Regions from separate parts of the Homo sapiens genome. Here region 2 is linked to region 1. The links are chromatin loops, found by intact Hi-C in ENCODE. Cell type or tissue: B cell. All regions are shown on one strand. Each heading gives the region's core, and the rest is flanking DNA. Links, peaks and the distances in the headings are about the cores only.

Evidence for each region. A loop is a pair of places that touch in the nucleus more often than their neighbours do. Peaks named below come from ENCODE experiments on the same cell type or tissue, not always from the same donor. Only the 100,000 strongest peaks of a DNase experiment are listed, where the experiment ranks them.
Region 2: it touches region 1 in a loop (8-fold over the local background); 4 of 110 quality-filtered maps call a loop at or near these places.

The regions. Positions count from the first base shown.
Region 1 is chr1:56,524,823-56,529,822 of GRCh38, reverse strand. The region is part of intron 2 of PLPP3 (phospholipid phosphatase 3); the gene reads left to right. Among named protein-coding and RNA genes, the nearest start is that of PLPP3, 52 kb to the left of the region's middle. RefSeq lists an enhancer at 3,813-4,092. In B cell, for the core only: no CTCF peak of the experiment used is centred there; DNase peaks (open chromatin) are centred at 2,862 and 4,022; H3K4me3 peaks cover 359 bases; H3K27ac peaks cover 1,098 bases.
Region 2 is chr1:56,467,052-56,475,319 of GRCh38, reverse strand. All of the region lies in intron 1 of LOC124904185 (a long non-coding RNA gene), which reads left to right. Among named protein-coding and RNA genes, the nearest start is that of LINC01767, 56 kb to the right of the region's middle. In B cell, for the core only: no CTCF peak of the experiment used is centred there; a DNase peak (open chromatin) is centred at 2,249.

The DNA of each region.
Region 1 (5,000 bases), core at 1-5,000:
GTGTCTTTGGACAGATCTATGTCTTCATTACCTTTCCCAGACAGTGAGGCACTGATCTTCTGAAAAAGGCTGAAGATGATAACCAAGTGACAGAAGAATCAGAGAATAAATTTCCAATCAACTATTTCTAGTTACTAAAGACGCTGCACTTTATTGCAGTAGATGGAGCAGTCAGTGCCAGAGAAAATACAGCCATACATCTGTCTCCATCCTTAGAAACAGGACCCAGTACATTATATTTTTCCTTTCCTTTGGGACTGAGAACTAAAGTGAGAAATGTGATTCTCCCTTCACGATTCTCCATCATCAACAGTTTGTTGAATTAATCTTTTCTGGGCAAAAGAAGTTCATCAATTCATGTAACCGAGATGTAAAAGAACAACTTGACCCTCTGTGGCTAGCAGGAACTTAGAGGTGCAGGTGCCTTTCAAGATGGCAGGCCCTTACTGGGTGTTCTGTGAACATATGTCTCTCTGGAGACATACATACTACTGCCTAGTAGGACTTCTAAGAGAAAGCCAGCTCGATGCCATTGGGAACAGCACAGGAATTAGAAGGAGGAAGCCCCAGCTTCAGTGATGGTCTTCTTGCTGTCTCATTTTTATCAGAGTGATTCACTGCCCTCTCTGGCCTTCATCATACTCATTTATATAAGTGTTGGTAATAATTTAGTAATTCATATGGTGTTGTGAGAAGCAAACAGTATAGTGGATGTGAAAGTGCTTTGAAAGCTGTAAAGTACTAAGCCAATATTATTAAAGCAGATCAGAGTATAGGAAAGTTTGTCCTTCAGACTCAGCGGTGGAAGATGAGTTCTCAGTCTCTGAAAGAGATTGTTAGGCTGCTGTGCAAAAATATTACTTTTCTTGGGATAATTTACAAATAGAGTGGAATGTTAAAAATAACACAAAACAGTAGAGTAGGGTTGTCCCTTCTGCTTTGGGTTTAGACTTTGCTTCTGTCTTGATCTGCTGAAAAATACATACTAGATAAAATGATCAAAAGCAATGTCATCCATACATACATTTTCTGGTCCTACCCTGGAGGGGTGGTATTTCCAAACTCTTCATTTAGGTATGGTATCGTCCAAGGAGCTCTTGGAAGAGATACTCTCTACAAAACATGTTTTTTATTTGTTTGTTTGCTTTCCTCTTCAATGGAGGGAAGAAAAAAGTTAACTTTTGGAGGGCTCTCCTGCTAGGTGCCAGGCGATTGACATATCACCTTATCTAATTCCCTGGCAATCCTGCCACATAGATATTATTAACCTTATTTTATAGATGAGGACATCTAAGCCCAGAGAGGTAAAGTCACATGCCTAAGGTAATAGACAAGATTCAGACAGGTTTTTCTGGCTACAACGTTGTTGCTTCTTTCACCACCTCTTGCTCTATCTTTTCCCAAAAATCTATCCTAATTTTTCTTCATATTTCCTCTCCATAACAGTTAAATATTTGTAAATATGTGGGCAGTTGAGCTCTTTTTCACCAGAAAAGACAGGAAGAGGAGCTGTCTTGCAGTTGGAGCCAACCTCTCTCCAAACTGCAGCCCTTCTCAGGCAAGGACTGATCCCTTTCTGTCCCCTTGTAGCTTAATTGCAATGCTTTCCCATTTTATTAGTTTCCAGATTCTGTGCCAAGTGCTTTAAAAGGCAGGTAGGGGAGAATTCTCTGCTTGCCTGGCAGCCTGCCATCACCCCCAGAATCTGTTGCTTGCTGTTTCAGAAAGGGATCAACATTGAAGGCATTTTTCTCAGCAGTGAAATTTACATATCAGAACCTTGCTGACTGAGGCAGAAATGAGGGCTCTAGGGGCAGGAGTCTGGGAGTGGGGACAGAGTCTTTGTAGGAGGAGGGGGAGGGAAGAGCTTATTTTCTTACCCAGGAATAAAAACATTGTGAGTAATGAATAAAGTCCGAAAGCAGTAAATCTGGGACTCGAGAGTTAGGTGTGTAACGTGTCGGAGAACAATTTAAGCCTTCGCCTCGTCTGTAGAGGTGAGGTATTCAGGCTGCCTTTCACAACCCAAATTTCATTAAATAGACTTTTAAGGGTTAGGATTACAAGAAGCCAAGTCCGCCTGGTTCATAATGATGATTTATGGCTGTGTTGTCGACTCCCTGACCCTTCTGTACAAGGGGATAGAGAAAATACATAATTTGTTGCTCATTCACTCTAAAATCTGTCAAGGCTGCCCCAGAAGCCATGTGGTCCTGGAGTCATGTGTCTGCTAAATGGCTTCAGCCTGGCCCTCTCCTTAAAAATCTGCAATTGCTCTTCTGCAGTGGAAATTGGTTTTAATAACAATAGAAATGATAAAATTATCTCAGTGTAGTCTGCTGTGGGTCTTTGAGCTTAAGAGTCAGAATACCTGGGCTCTACTCTTAACTCTGTCACTTACTGGCCTCAAATCCTTCAGAAAAGTCACTGTCTCCCAGAGCCTTAGTATCTCCATCTGTAGAATGGAATATCTTCTTCACAGAGAAGATTCAATGAAACTACAGTACAAAATAAATGTAAGAGATGGCTGCTGTTAACATTATTATTAGGAATTTGAGGTACTGCAAAATGTTCTTTTCATCTCCTTGTTTTCCCTTGAGTGAAGGAAACATTTTACTTTGCAATTTACTATCTTAAGACTGTGACACTAAAAATGGAAGTTTTAGAGATGGGACATTAGAGCTGAAAAGAATCCCTGAATTGTAATCAAACCCCGTCTCCCTAAAGTAACTGGAGCAGAAAGGTGACTCATCTGAGATTAATCAGTAAATTCATAAAAGAGATGCTAATTTGCATTGGAAACTCACATGTTCTTTCTCAGCATCAAACAGGAAATCGTGTTGACTGATCCTCAGGCCACACCTGCTTAGAAACAGTTCCTTAATCTGTAGCAGTGTCTGGTTCAGGGAACCAGAGAGCAATCTGAGGTCAGGGATTTTATCTGGGGCCTTGGTTCTGCTCCCTGCTTCTGGTGTCATCTCTGAGCAAGTAACTTTCCTCTGCCATTGCTTATTACCTGTGCTTGGTTGGCAGGCTAGTGGTGGATGGTGGACGTAGCCCAGGAAAGTTGAGAATAAATGTCATTGCAGTTATGAAGTCATAAATCAGAGTCTAGCACCCTCGTTTTGCAAATGCAGAAACCAATTTATCCCAAATTCACTAAACAAGTAGGGACTTGAACCTCGGCTACTTGACTCCTAGTTCAGTGCTCTTCCTCCTGCATAAAAAATCTCATATGACTTATAAATAAGGAAGAATAAAAAAGATTAAGAGAACATGATTGTGGTAATAAACATCTGGAACTTGTTTGCCTGTGAGGTTACATAGGGTAAATGTATAAACAGGTTCAAAAGGGGAATTAGATCATGAATGGTAGGAAAGAATGCTGGGCAGGGAGTCAGTGCACCTGGGTTTAATCTTTAGATGGGAGCTAATTTGGACCTAAGTTTCTTCTAAATATAATGGTCCCTTTCATTAATGACTTGCCATGCTTCCTGGAGTTTAATCTCTGCAACGTGTTATCAAAGCATTCTTGGTAATGTTGAGGGGATACTTCCAATTTTGTAATAAGGCAACTCTGAGGACTACCGTCCTGCTCCCTTTCCTTCATTTGTTCCTTCAACTGATAGTCTTTGAGCATCTATGCAGGGTCCCATACTAGTTTTGCTCTCTCAGGAAACGGCTATGCCAAGATGCTGGCTAGAGTGGCCTTTGCCTATGTTCCTCTAATACAGAATTGTACTCAATATGTTCTGGGAAAACAAAATGTAGCTCTTATATATAAAGCATTTATGAACACAGAGTCACTGTGTCAATGTTGGCAGTGATAATAGCTGTTCTCACTGCTGCACCTGTTTGTCCCTGGGCCCAGCTGGTGTTTCCTTCCTACGTGGTCGTCCTCCCCCAGACTTTGGAGCCCTTGAGGACCTTGATCAGACCTCATGCCTTGATGCTTTCCTCCACTGTAAAAGAATATTGGGAGCCTTTGCAAAGGAGTGTCCGGATATGCCAGACTATTGCTTCCCTTGTGGCTGTGCACATGCTCTCTTCCCTCTGAAAGGGCAAGTGTAACTCATCATCCTGCCCTGGGAGGAAGTGTGAAGGGACTTTTGTGGTGAGTGATGAGTTGACCATCACTGTCTCTGGGCTGTGGTTACAAGCAGGAAGTGGCCATGGCTGGGCTGTGGAGTTAAGACAAAGGCAGCAGGGTGTGTGGTTGTGCACATCATAGGCATTTACCTTACAGAACATCAGCTGTCCCCCATCCTTAATGTAAATGATGTCACTATATCTATCTTGAGCATCAGGATTTCGTGACATAAAGAATATAAAAGCAATGTCTGGTATATAATAGGTAATCAGTAATTGGTGGATTATTTTCAGTAGTGATAAATCTCCTCTAAGCATCATATCATAGATACAGTATGAAAATCAAGAAAGATTTGAGAAGGATCGTCAGGCTCAGAGAAGACAGCACAGGCTGACTGGAGGAAATTCACAAACACTGAAGGGCATCGTACTACAAGTTTCTTAGTTGTTAGACTGGTATTCTATTCATCACACTCTGCTTCTAAAAAGTAAAAGCATCACTTTCTGTGATCCAGGTCATTTCCCATTCATGTTATCCTATTTGAACCAACAACTGCAAAGGTGAGCAGCCTCCTTTTATGGAGCAGAAGGCCAAAGCTTGGAGGATGTAGATTATTGCTGAAGGATACCAGATTGGTGGCAGAGTCTGAATTCCCCAGGACTTAACCATGGTGTGTCCAGCTCTTCTTACAGAAACTCTCACCATGGCCAATGTCAGCACAAGGCTGAGGCCCTTACTAGAGTCAGGTCATTGTTGGTGATCCTTTACCCCAAATCTCAGAATCTCGAGATTTGCTCAGACCCTGTGACATCATAGCTACCCTTTACCTTGTCGTTGATTCTTCATTTAGTATTTCTTTTCTATAGTTAAGTTCTTGTCTCTCCCTTAAAAAAAAAGATACACACACACA
Region 2 (8,268 bases), core at 1-5,000, 55 kb after region 1:
AGGGATCAGAACCCCCGTCTCCCTGCTGCCAATGTAGTGATTTTCTATACTCTTTGCTTTCCCTTGTTCAGCATGGCGTAAGGGAATCTGGATCACATTATCCCCCAGAGACCAAAATGTGAGTCGCTTTTGGCTCTTGGGGTCTTTTAGAGAAGCCACTTGGTGTAGCAGCTTTTTAGGTTTGCAGGATAAGAACTGAAGGGGCAAAGCTGGGTCAGGACAGCCTGCATTGGAGGCATGGGACCTGCTTGAACTTAGTTAGCATGTCTTTTTTGTTGTTGTGGTTGTGTTTTTTTTTTTTTTTTTTTTTTTTAGACGTAGTCTTGCATTGTCACCCAGGCTGGAGTGCAATGGCCCGATCTTGGCACACTGCAACCTCGGCCTTCCGGGTTCAAACAATTCTCCTGCCTCAGCCTCCCGAGTAGCTGGGATTACAGGTGCCCGCTACCATGCCCAGCTAATTTTTGTATTTTTAGTAGAGACAGGGTTTCACCATGTTGGCCAGGCTGGTCTCGAACTCCTGACCTTATGATCCACCCTCCTCGGCCTCCCAAAGTGCTGGGATTACAGGTGTGAGCCACCGCTCCCGGCCCAGCATGTCTTAATTCTGGGTGAAGAGTGAGGAGCAGACAGAAATAAGAATTGAGGTAGAAAAATGAGTCTCCCTAAATATTTCTGAATGCCCTCACTGGCCTGGCGAATAGGATGCATGAGAGTGCTCAGAATTAATTAAGTTCGTCTGACTTGTCTTCACCACTAGTTAAGGTGTCTCTGAGGACTTGACTTCCAGAAGGAATATTTGGAAGGAAGATTTCCACTATGGAAGAAAGCTCTAGACTAGATTTCAGGAGGTTTAGGGGACTCAAGCCAGCTGTGCCGCTTACTGGCCGTTTGACTCTGGAAAAGTCAGTTCACCTCTCTACGCTTCACTCATCATTCATTCATTTACTCTGTCATTCAATAAACATTTCTTGAACCCCTCCTGTGGGCCTGGCATGGTACTGATGCCTGAGAACTTCTAACCAGACAGCCCCTGCCGTGGAAGAACTCACCGCCTTGAGAGGGAAACAGACAAGTCCAGAGATTGTGAGTGGACTCCAAACTATTTTGGGCTGTGAACAAAAACCCCCAGAGGAACTTGTCAACAGGACCACAGTTAACTCTGTTGGAGCCTTTGTGAAAATTTGAAAAAGGCACCCCTTTTTGTGGGTGACTATAGCTCCATGGCAGGATGCCCAGCTTGGCAAGCAGAGCACAAGTGGAGATTTTTCACCCTTAGTTGTCCCCTAGGCTGGTTGCTCTTGCCTGGTGAGGCATCTGTAGCCCAGAATGTCAAGATTGAGACATAAAGGTCCAATAGAGGCTAAGTTGGAGGAGCCCACTTCAGGCTGAGGAAAAAAACTCATGCAGAAACTTCAGGCTTGGGGAGGAGTTTCTCACACTTGGGCACCTGGATGCGGTTCAGTGTGATCACAGTCAGTGGCATATGGGAAAAGTGAAGAGAGATGAGATTAGGAAGATTGGCAAGGGCTGTTTATTACTCATTCGTTAAATAAATAGATATTGAACATCATTCCAAGTTGAGTGTTGTAAACACTAGGGAAATAGCAGTGAACAAAATAGACAAAATCTTGTGCCCTTGAAAGTCTCACATTCTGGTGAGATCCTGATGGGCCTCCACCTATAGAAGGGCATATTAATTTCTGCCCAGTGTTCCTTGTAACATTGTGTGAGTCCCCAAATGAGATAATGCGTGTAAAAGCCCTCTGAGAACTGGGAACATCTGGATTATTCTTATGAATAATCACTTTTAACTTTAATCTGTGTGACCAACACTAATGCCTAAGAATTTGGAAGCCTGTTCTTGACACCAGGCACCTACCTGACCCTTCCTTCTGGGAAGAAGACACTTTTGGTCGTGATGCTGCAGGAACTGTCTGGGTCAGCTGAGATGGCTGGCTGGCCCCTGACTTCCCTGGCCTGTTTAGGAATCTACCAGCACATCCTCAGGGTATGGTACCTGTAGTGGTTAAAGGCTCTTTCTCTTCTGAGTGAAATACAGATGGAGACAAGACAGTCACTGAAAAATTATGAGCAAAAGAGAAGCTCTCTCTATGGGGTAAAAGTGGGTTGAGGGACTTCAAGAAGCCTTGTCGGGTTGTTTCCAGGTTAGGCACTGGGTCTGGCTTGATCGGTAGGTCTGATTCAGGTGAAAGGCTGGTTTCTAGGCATGGGGAACTTGGCCTCCCCCTTACTGTGAAACTTTGGGCAAACCACTTCCCCTTTCTGGACTCTAGCTCCTTCCTCTGTTAACCAGGAGGTTGCACATATTTGAACTTTAACAACAGAGCCTTTTGAACTCTCCTATAAAACCCTAGTTTATAAACTAGATTAAAGCAGTGGTGCTGTGGTTGAAGCGAGGATGGGGACCCAAGGTTCTCCTTCTTCTGCCTCCACCTTGTCCTGCCTCCTGCTCTCAGGACTTCTGTCTCCACCAGATATTGCCCTGGAGTCACTGAGAAATTTCTTATAAAACAAATGGATTAGATCGTTTTTTTTCTCTCTCTAATTGAGTTCCTTGGGCCTCCAGGCTCAGGGTAGGGGTGAGGGCAATTTAAAAGTTCTGCGGTAATTTGTATAAATTTGTGTTTACATTGAAATGATTATCCAAACCTCTTCTCATTCAATATAAAACAATCGGAATTATTTAAGGACCCTTCCCCTCGATTTCCATTTATAGACATGAGGTTTCAGCAGTCCTGTTTGAATTTGTGTTTATGGCTCTAGCAGCACCACGAAAACATCTGGAGTATTAGCATTTAACTTTCCATGTGGTGTGTTTCCCAAATTGGGAAATTAGAGAGTTTTTTTTTTCTTTAAAAGGAATGAATTTGTTAGGAGACAATGGCATAAACAAGATAGGAATTTATTTCTCTCTCAAATAAAAAGTCGAGGTAGGTGATCCAGAGCTAGAACGATGGCTCCACAATCATCAAGACCCCTGCTCTTTCCCTCATGTTGCTCTGTAGTGCTCAACACTTGACTTCCACCTTGTGATCCAAGACTGCAGCTCCAGCTCCTGCCATCAAGTCTGCATTCCATCCAGCAGGAAGGAGGAAAGGGGGAGAGCCTACTGTTTTCTTTCAGGGACAGAAGTTGCCCAAATCACTTCTTTTCACATCCTATAATTTGGTCATATGGCTACACCTAGCTGCAAGAAATCTCTTTAGCTGCAAAGTCTTGCGACCAACTAAAAATTCTATCACTATGTAAAAGAAGAGAACAGATAAAGGGGGCAAATAAAAATCTCTCCTCCAAGGTCTGTCTACTTCTCAAGCTTGAGAAACACTTATTCCTATAGTCCTTTCCAGGTATGAGATTCTGTGATGTGAGTAGAATCAAGGGCTTAAAGCTGAAGGGGATCTCAAGAGGTTAGCGAATGCAGTCTCCTTCATCAAATGGTGACAATATTACACACCCATTTTGCAGATAACTGGGGGTCCAGAGAGGTGCAGTGACTTGCCTAGGGTTAACTCAGTCAATAAATAGCAAAGGGAGAGGTGAATCTTGCATAGCTAATCACAGGAGTGGTGGAATTCTCTGGGCACCTGGAAGGGCTCTTATTTCTGTTTCTTTTATTCCCATTCTTATGAGGTCCTGGCTACTGCTTTTTGGACTATACTTTACAATTATACCATCATTTGGGGGATACACTGGACTCTGCCCTGGTGATTAGGATATTCTGAAAGGAGCACAAGCTTTGAAATCAGACATAGCTGGCTTTGAATCCTGGTTCTGCTTCTTATTATCTGTGTGGCCTGTGCGAGGCATTTCATCTGTTGGCTTTAGTTTTCTCACGTTTAAAAGGAAGGTAATATCCATCTTGCAAGTTTCTTCCATTTCTTTTTCTACCTTCTCTTCGCTTCCCTTCTTCCCTTCCTTCACTCCTCTTGTCCCTCCTTCTTCCCTCCTCTCCATCCTCCCTGTCCCTACCCCACACCTCTCTTCCCCTTCTTTCCTCTCTCCTTCTTTTCTTTCATTCATGGAATAATATCAGTGAAGGGGCCTGGTATGGAACTGAGTACATAGAAGTGTAAACCAAAGTTACTTTCCTTCCTTCCTTTCTTCCTCTTCCTTTTCTTCCATCTCTTCCTTCTCTTTCTTTCTTTCTTTCTTTCTTTCTTTCTTTCTTTCTTTCTTTCTTTCTTTCTTTCTTTCTTTCTCTTTCTCTCTTTCCAGTATTGTATGGTTTTGTATTTTTTTTTCCTACCAAGCTTAACCATAGAACCTAGAAGACTGAATACATTTAGTAGTTGGTATGCCTTAGATTTCCTTCAGAATATTTGGTGCCTGTAAATAATTTGCCCTGAGTGGTGAACTTTTACTTCCTTTTAACACTTGTGTGTACTTTTTAATCAGACAAGAGCTACAGTACTTTGTGTGTTTCCCTCTCTGATTGTCTCATCAGTAGACTCTGACGTGGCTATTTTCCCCTTTCTCTACTTGACATCTGAACTCTTTAAAATAGTTATATAAATTGCATGCCTACTGTAGGTTCTTCCCCCTTGTCTTCAGCTACAATTTTTCTGTGAGCTTGTGGAGGACAGGGAGTGTAAATCTATCTATCCGTGTAGCTTAGCTCAGGATCTGGCTGAAAAGAGGTGCTTGGTAATCTGTGCTGACTACGTATGTACACGTGTTACTGCAGATAAATTGGTGAGGGGAGGACATATCTGGAGAAGTTATCCATTCCCACCTTCACATTTTATAGATGAGGAAACTGAAGCCACCTGGAGATTAACTTCCTTTGAGCAAGGATCCTCTGTTAAACTTCTTTGTATTCATTACAGTACTTGTTAAGAACAGAGGAAGAAAGAAAGCATGGAAGCAAGGGAAAAGAAAAGAAGGAATAGAAAGAGAGAGGAAGGAAGAAAGGAAAAAGGTGGGAAACTAACAATTATTAAGCACTAAAAGTAACAGTTTTAATTAAATGCTTTTTCATTTCCTCTTGATAACACACGTGTGAAATAAATGTTATTATCGCATCTTTTGAAGGATGAAAATTGAGGTTCAGGAGGTGAAGTCACTTGTCCAAGTTCACACAGTGCATAGGAAGCAGAATGAGAAACTGGAACAAGTTCTGGGAAGTGGAAGCAAGCTCTTCTTGAATCATGAGTCAGTCACTGGCACGGTCAAGTGTGATGATTAATGAACTGAATAGAAAGCTAAATAATCCTTTTTTAAAAAAAAAGTTTTATTTTATAGATTCAGGGGTACATGTGCAGGTTTGTTATATGGATATATTGTGTAGTGGTAGGGTTTGGACTTTTAGGGTGCCTGTCACCCAAACAGTGAACATTGTACCCAACAGGTAATTTTTCAACCCTCTCTTCCTCTGACGCTTCCCCCTTTTGGAGCCCTTAGTTCTGTTATTACTCTCTAGATGTTCATGTGTACTGATTCTTTAGCTCCCACTTGTAAGTGAGAACATGCAGTATTTGGTTTTCTGTTTCTGAGTTATTTCTTTTAAGATAATTGCCTCTAGCTCCATCCATGTTGCTGCAAAAGACATGATTTCATTCTTTTTAATTGGTGGTGTAGTATTCCATGGCGTATATGTACCATATACATCTATTTTTGAGACAGAGCCTTGCTCTGTCACCCAGGGTAGAGTGCAGTGGTGTGAACTCAGCTAGCTCACTGCAGCCCTCCACCACCTGAGTTCAAGTGATTCTCCTGCCTCAGCCTCCCGACTAGCTGGGATTACAGGTGTGCACTACCAGGCCTGGTTAATTTTTGTATTTTTAGTAGAGATGGGATTTCACCATGTTGGCCAGGCTGGTCTCAAACTCCTGGCCTCAAGTGATCCACCCACATCAACCTCTCAAAGTGCTGGGATTATAGGTGTGAGCCACCGCACCCAGCCATATTTTCTTTATCAGTTCAGCTGCTGATGGACACTTAGGTTGATTCCATGACTTTGCTGTTGAGAATAGTGCTGCAATAGACATACAAATACAGGTACAAGTACTGGGTAGATACCCAGTAGTGGGGTTGTTGGGTCAAATGATAATTTTATTTTTAGTTCTTTGAGAAATCTCCATACTGTTTTTCCTAGATGTTGTACTAGTTTACTAATTTCTTCCCCACCAACAGTGTATAAACATTCCCTTTTTTCCACATCCACACCAACATCTGTTGTTTTTTGACTTTTTAATCATAGCCATTCTGACTGGTGTAAGGAATACATTTTCACAACAATAATCGCCAAGTTATATGACCTCAAGAAAGGTAGTCGCTGTCTCTGAGCCTCAGTTTCCTCTTCTGTAGTGAAAAATGGACTCTGAGTGCCGAGGTCTCTCTCAGCTCTCGGGTGCTGGGATTCAGTCTAACTCTCCCTGAATTCCTCAGCCATCATGTGAGCCATTTAAAAATGATAGATTCTTCCAGGAGGAGCGATGTCTCTTTAACTAGAATCGTCAAGGTCAGGCCAAGCAAACTTATTTGGGGTTTTTGATGGGATCGCTCTTAATTGATTGGGGTGAAGAGTTCAGAGCTAAGTTGGAGGATTGGCTTTTCAGCTCGGTGCTGGCAGAGACTGGGGCTTGACATGATTTGAGGTTGTCTAATGACAGCAATGCTCTTAAACAGCTGACGGGAGAGGCTTTCGTCCAGAACTCAGCAACGCTTTCCACTCCTTGGAGAATAAGAAGGGAGCTGCTGAACAATGAATAAATATGCTGTCTTGGTCACCAGTGAAGCCATGTCAAATTTCTGGGGCTTTCCTATCTTTTACTCAACTTACTGCCTGAAGGATTTTCGGTGTTCCTTGTGTGGATACGTGTGCATTGTTCCTTTGTTTGCTTTTCTTTCTTTCTTTTTTTTTTTTTTTGAGATGGAGTCTCTCTCTGTCGCCCAGGCTGGAGTGCAGTGGCGCGATCTCAGCTCACTGCAAGCTCCACCCCCTGGGTTCATGCCATTCTCCTGCCTCACCCTCCTGAGTAGCTGGGACAACAGGCGCCCGCCACCACGCCCGGCTAATTTTTTGTATTTTTAGTAGAGACGGGGTTTCACCATGTTAGCCAAGGTGGCCTCGATCTCCTGACCTCGTGATCTGCCTGCCTCAGCCTCCGATCTTTTTTTTTTAAAGATTTTTAAAAAAAATTCTAGGTCTGAAAACATTTCGGATCATATGAAATTTGATTTACTTTGCTCTCCAGAGTCTATGAGTGGTTTTTATCTCTTCTGATATTTGTATTTTCTTTCTCCTTATTACTCATTTAACTAAAATTTATTAATAATAGTAAGAGTTAAAATTGGGAGAACTTAACCTATCAATGGATACCAGGCACCATTGTTTCAGATATGAGGAGGTACTATATTGTTTCAATCAATAAACATTCATTGAACACCCAACAATTTCTAGACATTATTCTAGACAAGAGGCGTTCAGCAATGACGAAGGCAAAGTCTCTTTCTTCATGGGGTTTAGACTGTGGTGGGGAACACAGACAATAAGCAAGTAAACAAATATTTGGTATATTTTCAGGTTACCTAAATACATCTTCAGTGCAAAACAACCTTAACACGGCAGGTATTATAAATTCATTTTTACATATGCAGAAATACCAATGTGCAGATAATGAACTCACCTGCCCAAAGGGAGATGAGAGATTGGATTTAAATCCAGTCTTTCTAGTACATATTGAGGCTGTTGAAGCTTTTTATTGTGACACATCTTTACTGAGCCCAGAGACAGATAAAGTATGAAGCTCCGAGGCTTGAACTCCAGGGCGCTTCACTTGCATGGGACCTTTCTAAATTCACCTTATACCTAATTTTTAATCTTTTTCCCAATGAGGGCCTACCGCATTTTGTAAGCCTGGGGTAGGGAGGATGGGTCTCACAAAATCTAGATGGACCCTCACTGAGCTACAGATTCAAAGGCGTTCCAGGTTCCCTCAGAAGCCAGTGGAAGAGACAGATGTGAAAACAAATAATCTTTTTTCTTTCTTTTTTTTTTTTTTTGTGAGATGGAGTCTTGCTTTGTCACCCAGGCTGGAGTGCAATGGCACGATCTCGGCTCACTGCAGCCTCCACTTCCCAGGTTCAAGTGATTCTTGTGCCTCAGCTTCCCAAGCAGCTGGGATTACAGGTGCCCACCACTGTGCCTGGCTAATTTTTGTATTTTTAGTAGAGACGTGGTTTCGTCATGCTGGCCAGGCTGGTCTCCAACTCCTGATCTCAGGTGATCCGCCTGCCTCGGCC